Linked DNA regions of Homo sapiens: region 2 is linked to region 1. A link is a loop called in an ENCODE intact Hi-C map of the cell type or tissue named here. Cell type or tissue: CD4-positive, alpha-beta T cell. All regions are shown on one strand. Links, peaks and the distances in the headings refer to the core of each region. The heading gives the core; the rest is flanking DNA. Region 1 overlaps RYBP (RING1 and YY1 binding protein). Region 2 overlaps RYBP (RING1 and YY1 binding protein).

What was found. Peaks named below come from ENCODE experiments on the same cell type or tissue, not always from the same donor. Only the 100,000 strongest peaks of a DNase experiment are listed, where the experiment ranks them.
Region 2: a loop joins it to region 1, with 2.7 times the contacts of the local background. A loop is called at or near these places in 15 of 110 quality-filtered maps.

Annotation. Positions count from the first base shown.
Region 1 is chr3:72,434,522-72,439,907 of GRCh38, forward strand. The region is part of intron 1 of RYBP (RING1 and YY1 binding protein); the gene reads right to left. Among named protein-coding and RNA genes, the nearest start is that of RYBP, 9.4 kb to the right of the region's middle. In CD4-positive, alpha-beta T cell, for the core only: no CTCF peak of the experiment used is centred there; no DNase peak of the experiment used is centred there.
Region 2 is chr3:72,373,361-72,378,746 of GRCh38, forward strand. It overlaps RYBP (RING1 and YY1 binding protein), which reads right to left. Exons shown (of 4, transcript NM_012234.7): 4 at 1,237-5,277. The coding sequence ends at 5,025. Among named protein-coding and RNA genes, the nearest start is that of RYBP, 71 kb to the right of the region's middle. In CD4-positive, alpha-beta T cell, for the core only: no CTCF peak of the experiment used is centred there; a DNase peak (open chromatin) is centred at 2,471.

The sequences.
Region 1 (5,386 bases), core at 278-5,277:
CACGTTTAGATTCATGTAATTACCACTACAATCAAGATGCAAACCTACTTCATCACCACAAAGATCTTCCTCTTGCTACCCTTTTACAGTTACATCCATCTCCCTCCCTCCTGCCACTAGTCCTAACTCCTGGCAACCACTAATGTGTTCTCTTATCTCTGTAATTTTGTCATTTCAAGAATGTTAATTCTTGAAATTATCCTATAGTACGAGACCTTTTAAGATTGGCTTTTTTCACTCAGCATAAAGCCCCAGGAGTCCACCCAAGTTATTCTATGTATCCATAGTTTGTTCCTTTTTGTTGCTGAATAGTATTCCATAGTATGAATGTACCATTCACCTACTGAAGAACGTGTGAGTTTTTTCTAGTTTTGGGCTATTACATATAAAGCTGTGGACAGGTTTTTTTTGTGAACATTAGCTTTCATTTCTCTGGCATAAATGCTCAGGAGGCAACTGCTAGGTCATATGGTAAGTATATGTTTCATTTTGTAAGAAACTGCCAAACTATTTTCCAAAGTGGAATGTACGATTTTATATTCTCACCAGCAATGTGTGGCAGATCTGAAAACTTAAAAAAAAAAAAGACAGGTATGGGCTGCGTACGGTGGCTCATGCCTGTACTCCCAACACTTCGGGAGGCCAAGGCAGGCGGATCACGAGGTCAGGAGATGGAGACCATCCTGGCTAACACGGTGAAACCCTGTCTCTACTAAAAATACAAAAAAAGTAGCCGGGTGTGGTGGCGGGCACCTGTAGTCCCAGCTACTTGGGAGGCTGAGGCAGGAGAATGGCGTGAACCCGGGAGGTGGAGCTTGCCGTGAGCCAAGATCGCACCACGGCACTCCAGCCTAGGCAACAGAGAGAGACTCCCTCTCAAAAAAAAAAAAAAACAAATGACAGGTATGAAAACCTACCAAACATTTTTAACAGCTGCAAAATATTCCATCATGGTGGTTCCATAATTTTGGCAATTCCCTAAGGATCCCTATTTAAGTCATTTTCAATTTTTTGTTGTAATAATGACGTAATTCGTAACAGAAATTTTTATAAGCAGGTCAAGCAAATTCCTAGAAGTTATGTTGCTGGATCACAGGGTACAAATATTTCAAAGGCATTTGATACTAACTGCCGTACTGGCAGTCAGAAAATGTAAATCAACTCCCATACTCGCAAAGAGTCTATTAGAATGCCTATCTCTCAGTCTCACTGAAGTTATTTTTTTAATCTTTAAAACTTGATTTGCCAAAAAAAAAAAAGTTATCTTACTTTGTATTCCTTTGAGTAATGGGTAGGCTATACATTTCTCATATTTACTGACTTAATTTGTAGTTATTTTATTACTTATTTGCATTCTTTGCAGGCTTTTTACTGGAATATTGGTTTACTGATTATAAGACCTGGTTCCATCTCTCCGCTGTGCAATGCAAAAAAAAAATAGGATTTTTTTTTTTCTTGAGACCAGGTCTTGCTCTGTCATCCAGGCTGGAGTATAGGAGCGCAGTCATAGATGACTGTAGCCTCGAACTCCTGAGATCAAGGGATCCTCCTGACTCAGCCTCCCAAGTAGCTGGGATTACAGGTATGCACCACCATGCCCAACTAATTTTATTTTTGTAAAGACGGGTTCTCACTTTGTTGCCCAGGCCGGTCTCAAACTCCTAACTGTGAGCAAGCAAGCCTTCTGCTTCAGGTTCCCAAAGTGCTGGAATAACAGGCATGAGCCACCACATCACAGCCAGAAATGAGATTTTTTTTTTTTTTAAACATATCTGAAATCCAATCCTAAGTGCTAATAATGCAAGATAGATGATTTTAGAATGCAAAAAGATAAGAGTTTAATTGATATGGTTCCCTAATTTATAAACACTCCTATACTTTGCACAATGTTTTCATCAATTAAGGCATCACCTCAAATGCCAAAAACATGGTTCCTATAAATGCAGACCACTTACTTCTCTTAAGTTCACTTTGAAAATGTCAACATCTAATTTTCTGAACCTCTGGGAATGGGACTCAGCAATGTGTTGAAGAAGTCTTCTTCCAAGTGATTCTGATAACATGCTAAAGTTTGAGAACCAGCACTCTAAACAAATTTAGAACAAAAATATTACATGTGGGTTCTCTTGTATACATAATTATTCTTTAATGGAAGATTTGGGCAAAGTTAATTATGCTATAGATATTAAGAATCCAATGTTTTGGTTCTTCCCAAAATGAAAATAATCCTGAAATAAATCTGGATTTTATCTTTATTTTCTACAAATAGAACTCTAAAACCATTAAGTGTTCATAAAACTTCTCCCCTAGAAGAAGAAATCAAAATGAACTCTATCAACCAACAGGCCAGAATACACGCCTTTAAAAATCAAACTTACTTTGTTTCATATAACACATAGCATAATTCCCACTACCACAGGGAACCATCGTTTTGAAAATTCAGTGAAATATCATTATTAAAGCAAAGCACCTGGAAAACCGTAGTTACTCAAATACGTGAAGTCCAATGAACAAACTGCTCAATAAATAATTCTGAATGGCAGGATGATGGGTGACATTTGTTTATTTGTTTTTCTGTTTTAATCTAGGGACTAGTCAAGTGACAGGAGTTCTGATTCCTGCAGTTCTTCCCGTTTCCCTGAGTTTAAACATCAACTTTCTCTCATTGGCTACGTGGGCCAATAAATTTTTGGCTTTTTTGACTTAAGGTAGTTTGAGCTAGATTCCTAATTATTGCAATCTTGACTATTTCTGTAGCACTTATGATACTAAACCTGTTTAGTTTTGTAAAAGAAGGGCAAGAACAGTTAAACCACATAGCTACACAAGAAATCTGATTTGTTCTTAGAAAGCAGCCACCAGGTTTGTTTTCTCCCTATGACTAACTACCATGTATTGTATGTATTATGAGACCCAATACACCGATGATACTGGCATCATATATCACCCTTAATTTCATTTCTTGTCCCTCTCAAAGGCTGTTAAAGTTTCATCCTAGGTTGTATTTGCTAATGCTCTTAAATTGTAGAGAAAAATATTTTGAATACATTTTAAGAAAGATGCTTTTTTAACATATTCCTTCCACTAGTTTCTTTTCCCAACCACAGGACAATTTAAGTAGATTTCCTAAATTGACAGAGGGAGAAAGGAGGAGAGAAAGTCATATTTAATCCTATTTAAAAACAAAATTTTTACCATTTACCTTGTGATCTCAACTATTCATGATTTCTGAGTAACACAGTAATTTATGTGCATTGCCCTTACTGAGAATTCCTTTTTGGCAGCACAGTCTGTGTCACTCATTGCATGGAACTGAAAATACAGCTAAATAAATGAGTGAAGTGAATGAGTCAAGACTTCAATCTCCAAAGTAATTAATCCAAATTACTCAACAGAAGAGTGGCATACACAATGTACAAAGTATGACTATCAAGGGTACAAGATGCAACTACCAACTTATAGGTATATTAACACGGCAGAACAGATAACATTTCCAACAATACTCAAAATGGTTTTGCCACCATTTTTAAACCGCCATAGATGCCAGTTTACAAACAGGAATGTCGTTGCTAATCACATCTTAACACATCTAACATTCCCCACAACTGGTTTGGTACCACATGACTGATCCCCTGCTTTATTATCAGACTTTCCAGTATGACTACTGGCCACTGAAATCACCGATGGGCAACAGCAAATAGAAAGAATTGTCACAGTTATTTAGGGAAGTGTGTCAATGCTCTGAAGCTCAAAACCACTCCAGAAGTACTTTAAATGCACTGCCTACAGCCTCCAAGGCTACAGTTCTGTGTGTAACTTCTAGTACTTTTTTTTTAGAGGGGGTGTGGGGCGGGGAGTAGGGAACTATAACAGAAAAACAGGAATACTAGTTTAAAGGGCCCACTTCATAAAGACAACTTTCCCCTAATCCAGTAACATTCAACACACAAGATGAAAGCCCCAAGATTTTGAAAAAACAGTTATTTATTAGAACTCTTAACTGGAACTCCTTCTCCCAGGCTTCATTTATTCTGTATACATTTACTCAACCCCTACCAAATGCCAGGCACTGTAACAAACACAGCAAACTAAAGCCATGAAACAAAAAGGTCTTGCCCTCAAAAAAGGTGACAACCTAAAAGAGACAGATTGGAAATCAAATTAAAAATACAGTCTATGTGTTATGACAGAGGTATGAATGACTGGAGGGGAACGGAAAGGCTTCCTGAGACACAAGTCTCAGACAAACAGGAGTCAGCCTGGACAAAAGGAAGAAGCATTTCAGAAGAAGACACAAAGGAAAAGCATATGAAGGTAAGGTTAAGGAAGTGAGATATCATGGTCCACGGTTGGAAAACACCAAGCAGTTTGGCATAACACACACAAACGCTGTGTATGGAGGGCAGACGGAGCGATGATAGGCTGCTTCCAGAAATTCTAAAGAATGACACAGAAAAGGACCAAATCACAAGCCCCTTGTTGATACTCAGGATTGGATTTTATCCAAAAGGCAATGAGAATCAGGAGATCATTTTAAGCAGGAATGGGACATAATCTACTTGGGATTTTAGAAAACACTCTGATAGATGAATTCAGCTTTTCACCCTGTGGGATCTGAATTGCCTTTAAGTTGTTCAAGTAGAGATGCCAGGAAGCAGCTGGATTTGTTTGTCCTGTGTTCGTGTGCATGGGAGTGGTGATGCAGGTTAACAAATAGTATCTGGGAATCACCAGCTCCTGAGGAGATGTGGAAAGGTGTGGACATCATCACCTAAAGATAGTGAAAGGGAGGGGGGCAAACAACTATTAATAAGTAACTTGTATCAACCTATACAACAAACCTTATATCCAAGAATCATAAGGCCCAGTTTAGATCCCAGATTCAGCGAGGATTTTCCTGAGGAAGCCCCAGAGAATGACTATCTCTAACTTCTAAAAAGCACTTGTGGTCTCTATTATGTACTTGCTCATACCATGGCGTTCACATCACTGGGTACTTCACTGGCTTTCTTCTTATGGTCTTATCTGTCAACAAGTCTGCTAAGTTCCTTGAAAGCAGGAATTTTCCCATTTATTCAACCAATGCCTCAAAAGAGAAATGACTGATAAACAATACTATTGATGAGAGGCAAGAGCTGACTCCTTTTACGTCCTCTAAAAAAGCTGCACACACCGGGTTTCATTCCTTTTGCATAATGATGCCTGGAGGAAACAGCTGTTCAAGTATGTGGGTAATAAACACAGGGTGAAGACAGGTCCTCTCTCTAGAACGTGTAAGGAAGGGTCTGCATGCAGAGTTGAATGTCAAAGATATTCTCAGGATAAGACAGACTGGTAAAATAAGCAAGAACTGCACACAACAACATGGATGAATCCTGCACACCTA
Region 2 (5,386 bases), core at 187-5,186, 61 kb before region 1:
CAAGGTGGAGTCTGGCTGGTTTCCATTTCCACGCCGTAGGGCTATGAAATCAGAGAGCACAAGCCTGGGCCCTTGCTGGCTGAAGTCGTCATTCCACCCTTGATCAAGAATAATTGAGCAAGAGCTGCTTCCATGATCCTGTCACACTCTAGCCATGGGATTTCTCAATGGGGATCTGGACACTTGGTGTTAACACTAGAGTTTGGCTGAGGATTAGAGAAAACCTTTTTGCCTCCCTTTCCGTCCACACAACTGGAAAGAAACGACTCTTCCTTGTGCCTCCCCTGTAAAGACCAAGTGCTTGCTTTGGTCCACACCTGGTATGGGAGACAATTCCCATCCTCCTCCAAAGGATGGTACCAGTGCCACCAGCAGTGGGGGCCCTCACAGTGAACTCCTCAGGCACAAAAGCAAGCAGAGGGGCATGGGGTTAGCAGATCGCACGTCTGTATCCAAAATGGCCTGTGGGAAACATGAGAGACCCCATCCAATCCCTGTCCTTCAACCCTTCCAGATCCTTTCCAAGACTTCTGAGGGGCCAAACTTGGGTCACGTTCAGTACTAAAAAATGAGGACGAAGAATGGAACTTGCTGTTTTATCAGAACAGACCCATTTTCAACTCAACATCCTGCGCTATTTACACTCTCTTCCTTCCAGTGCTAGTTCAGGTGCAGACCCAGGACAAAATAATCGGGGATGGATCTTGACATGTTTTAAGTGGTTTCTTAATTCTTTGGAAGGTTATAGACTGGTATGCCTCAGCACCTGCAGCAGCAGGCAGGAGTCTCCCTCGCATGGGGCAATAAGTGAGCTTGTGTGGCTTTTAGGTTAGTAACACACTTTATTCACATCTCTGAGACATAGTTGACCTAAATCCAGTTGGCCAGAAACAGGGGTTGTCTTTTGAGGATTTTCAGTCCTCAATTAGCATATTTTAGCATCATCTCCATTTTCTTTCCTTAAATCCCATTTCCTTCCTTTACATCATTGCAATCTATCTCAAAGGTTACACTTAGGAGACAGTTCATTTTCTTTCAAATTTTGGTGATTCTTTTGCCCCATTATGTCTCCTTTTGCATCTTTGAGGTATGTACTTAAGATACCCAGCTATTTCAGCTTCTGATAAACAAGTTCTAAAATACAAAGTGAGCTTCCTATTCACATTGGAAATATTCCACAGATTAAAAATTAACTATTATTCTAAAGGCTAAAATCTATACACACAAAAATAAAGATTTCCAATGTAAATTTTACTATTTTATTTGTGAAAAAACTACAAGCAGAATTCATAAATAGACATTTCTATTTAAAGCAGGAAAATGATAAAGTGGCTTCTAATAACATAGTCGTGCACATGCCAGTAACAGGAATATATTAACATCTTTTATTTGCTAGACAAAGAGCAGTGTCCAATATAAATTTCCCCCAAAACATTTAAGACCTGTGAATTTTTGACCAGTTCACAAAACCACCAACTGACACTTTAGCATGAAGAAAAAAACAAACCTAACAGACTGTCAGCTCTAAAGACATTACAGAGCAGAAACTTCCAAAAGCGTTATACAAGCTGTCTTTCTGGGCAAATGAAAAATATAGCTCGTATAATACATTAACAAAAATTCACAAGATAAGATTGTTTTGACATACTTAACAAGCATTCTCTATTTGTCTCCAACAAACAAAGCTAAGGAAATAATGTAACCATCTTTACACAGTAAATTAAGGTTACAAGTCATACACAAGAACAGAACTGCTTGCGCATTAAAAACTGTTCAGCTCCATTGTCATACTCTAAATGTTGGCTCTTAAACCATTTTCGGTTACATACAAGCAAAGGTTATTATATATTCAGCAATTAATAAATTTTCAATAATTTAAGATACGGTAGCTTAAAAAAGTAGACTGAGAATGGTCTTGATAAGGCAGGTGAAACATCTTAGTGGAACTAAACTCACAGAAGCTTCTGCCAATGTTTTTAAATATCCAGATTGAAACTGAAAGGTTTTGATTAGAATATTGTGTGGGTGTCAAGATGTCTTTTTTTTTGTAACTGCATGACTCAAGCAGAGCAAGTCAGGTAAGCTCTGTGTGCGCGCACACGCACGAGTGTGAAAGATTGCGTGGTATTAAAACAAATGGAAACTTGCAAGCGTAACACTGTGCTTTTTGTTTGTTTAACCTGCTTTCTGTGCCACTGAATACCAAGTATTTCTGGTCCTCTTTTAATGTATATCTTTATAATCTACACTAGTGTTTTTACACGCTGCCTACTAATTGTAGGGCATACTGCAGACACAGGAAGTTACAGGAATTCCATTTCCAGAATACATGCCTGAGGGATGTCATCAATTTCCAAAATTAAAAGTCTATAAAGTACCTACTACCTCACTACCCAACAGAATACACCACAGCAGCTAAAGGGCTGGCCCTGTAACATCTGATTGCTTAGATAACTCCCACTGTTAGCTGCGGTTTCTACAAAGATGGTAATTTCATGCCACTTGTTCTAAAGCAATCTTCTTCCCCTTCCTTCACCCCTCCCCATTCTTTAATTTATCACGGAGGCAAAACTGAAAAACCAAAACATTGGCATGAATGAATTAGCAGCCTATGAGTAGCTGGTTAATCAGCTTTTTCCACTAATCTATGGGGTCCAATCACTTTACATGAAACTAGTTTTTGAAAAAGTACACAGTGTGTCTGAACAAAGTGCATACCAACAGTTATTGGTTCAATAAGCAGTGCAACCTACATGAGTTTGGTGGCATTTAAGTTTTTTCAAAAAGTTAAAAACAGCAATTTCTTAAACCTCTGGAAAATAAATATGGCTGACTAATTTACCCTCCCTGAGACCCTTAATAAAAGGAATATTAAAACTTTAGAAGGAATGTCTTTGCAATATCCCACCAATATTAAAATGTGGATTTAAAATTCATAGTCAAATCACTATGTATTATATATTCTGATGCTTATAGAAAGCATCTGATTTCCTTTGGTTCATTAATAAATACTTTAAAAATGTATTTAAAAAGATAAGCAAAGCTTGCATCCCAGACACAAGCATTATTTTAAAAAGGGGGGAACATTGTCCATGCATTTGAGAATAGGACCACAGCAACAAATGGCACTGCTTTATAATCTATACCTTTGAGAAAAGAATTTAAATTATGGTACATTAGTGACTACAGAATAGTTTTAATGTAAATGTGAAAGGAACCTTTCCTGTTGGCTACTCAATTCAAGCTGTTAATTTTTTTATTTGTTGCCTCCACAGACAGAAATTACTGCTATTATTAAGCAAACCAGGTTTTTAACACCAAAATGTGGTGCTTCATTACAAATCAGGCTGCCCTCCCGTGAGTCCCTAAAGGTCAAATAAAGAGAGGTAACCTCAAATTCTCATGCTTGAAATGTCTCTGAAGTACTACAAACTCTGTATCTAAATGTAAAAGTCAAATAGAAGAGAGACCCCACATCCAAACAAAAGCAAAACAAAATTTTAAAAAATTATTTTAATAAGGAGAGGTGGAATCTTATTAGTGGTCTTTGATTATTTTTTTTTTTTTTTTTTTTGCAAGACAGTAAAAAGAGTGAAGAGAATGAAATAGAACAGTTTACTCAAGCTATCTTTATGTCCAGGAAGAAAAAAGATTACATGCTGCTCGCAGTAAGTACGAGCTTTCCCTGCAACTCTGGCTGCAGGCGCGCAAGCCGTTCACCACTGGAGTTCCTACCACAGCAGGGGATTGAGAAATGTCTCCAAACACTGAAAAGCTCCATGTCAGGACTGGATGTGTGGTTGATAACCTTTGTTCAGTAAAACAAATCATAGTAGGTTTTGAGAAGGAAAAAAAGAATGCTCACAACTGAATCGGTAGAGTGAAGGTTTATCAGACAAAGGGACATGAGGCAAACAAATTTTAATTACAGAAACCACCACTGCAATGTCATGTAGAAAGGAGAAACAAGGGACTAGCTTCCTGGATGGACCAAAAATACAGTTTATAGACTGTTTCAATCCTAAAACTAAGACAATTTCTAGATTTACCTCAGACATGAGTAGAGGTCTGGAAAATGGATGGAATTCAAGTTACAGAATACCATATTTTCATGAGTGCTTATGTAAGAACAGCAAATGATAACATGTAACCGTAATTTACACGAATACTTGGCATTCTGGAGCTACTTTAGTTACTTTTGAATGATCAAAGCCCTGCCCAACTAAACCACTTGTGATTTGTCAGTTATTCCATTGCAAATGCAGGCTATCTGGAGCAGTCTTTAAATTTGAGATCACATTGTTTAAAAAATATATATTTTTATATCGTCCAGTACTCTTTAGACAGATGAGAGAGTCAAGTTCCCACATGGATTGGAACATACTTCATATAAGACTGATTTTAATTAAATTTCAGCACTTTCATAGAAGGGACTGTCCCAGATCTGTAACTGTTCAATGTTGTATTCACTTCACAGTGTATCAAGCACCAGCGTTGCCATGGATTGGTTTCAAATAACCCTTTATATATAATTTTATATTTATATATATATAGTTATATCAAAACTGATAGTACATAGTATAACTGGAAGAAAGAACTAAACTTAAAAGGATATGCTGAAAGGATGGAGTTTGTGAACACAATAAATAAAAGTTCCCTCCCCCTCCCAGCCCTCCCCACCGGCAACAAAACAAAAACAAAAAACCAGTTGTAATGTACATGGAAAATTGTGCACAGCAGATTTTTTTTTTTTTATAAAAAGTAGATTCAGGAGCACATCCAATTATAAATGATTGTTAGGAAAATCATATAAAACAATGGAATACATAAAAGTGTCAAGAGTAATCGTCAGGGTGCGAAATTCCTTGGTGGCCAGATGCCCATGGCAAGCAGAAATTATCCTGGCAGCATCACTAAGAGGTCGATGTCCACAGAAGATTCTCCAGGGATGCAAGCAGCATGGGCAGGTGGAGGTTTTGAATTTCATACCCTGATTCATAGTTTTCACAATTCCATGTGCAATTTCAGAAAGATTCATCATTGACTGCTGACATGTCGCCCTTTGGCGTGGAGGAACGGGAGGAGCCCTTGTCTGTGCTCTCTGACCCCGAGCTGCTCTGGTTCTGCTGTTCTGACCCTGCACTGGAGGTCACTGTGGATGAGGATGTCGATGAGGAGCGAGTCTTTTCCTTAAAGTCTGTGATAATGACGGTGACGTTGCCCACAGTTACTGCCAACTGCTGTGCAGTGCTCCTGTCCACGTTTTTCAGCCGGGGCCTAGAAGCAACACCACAGGGGAAGAGCCAATTAAGTAAGTTATGGATCAAAAACAGCTTCTGGCAGAATATCATCAATACGCACAAGACTTCATGACACTGTGGCAATG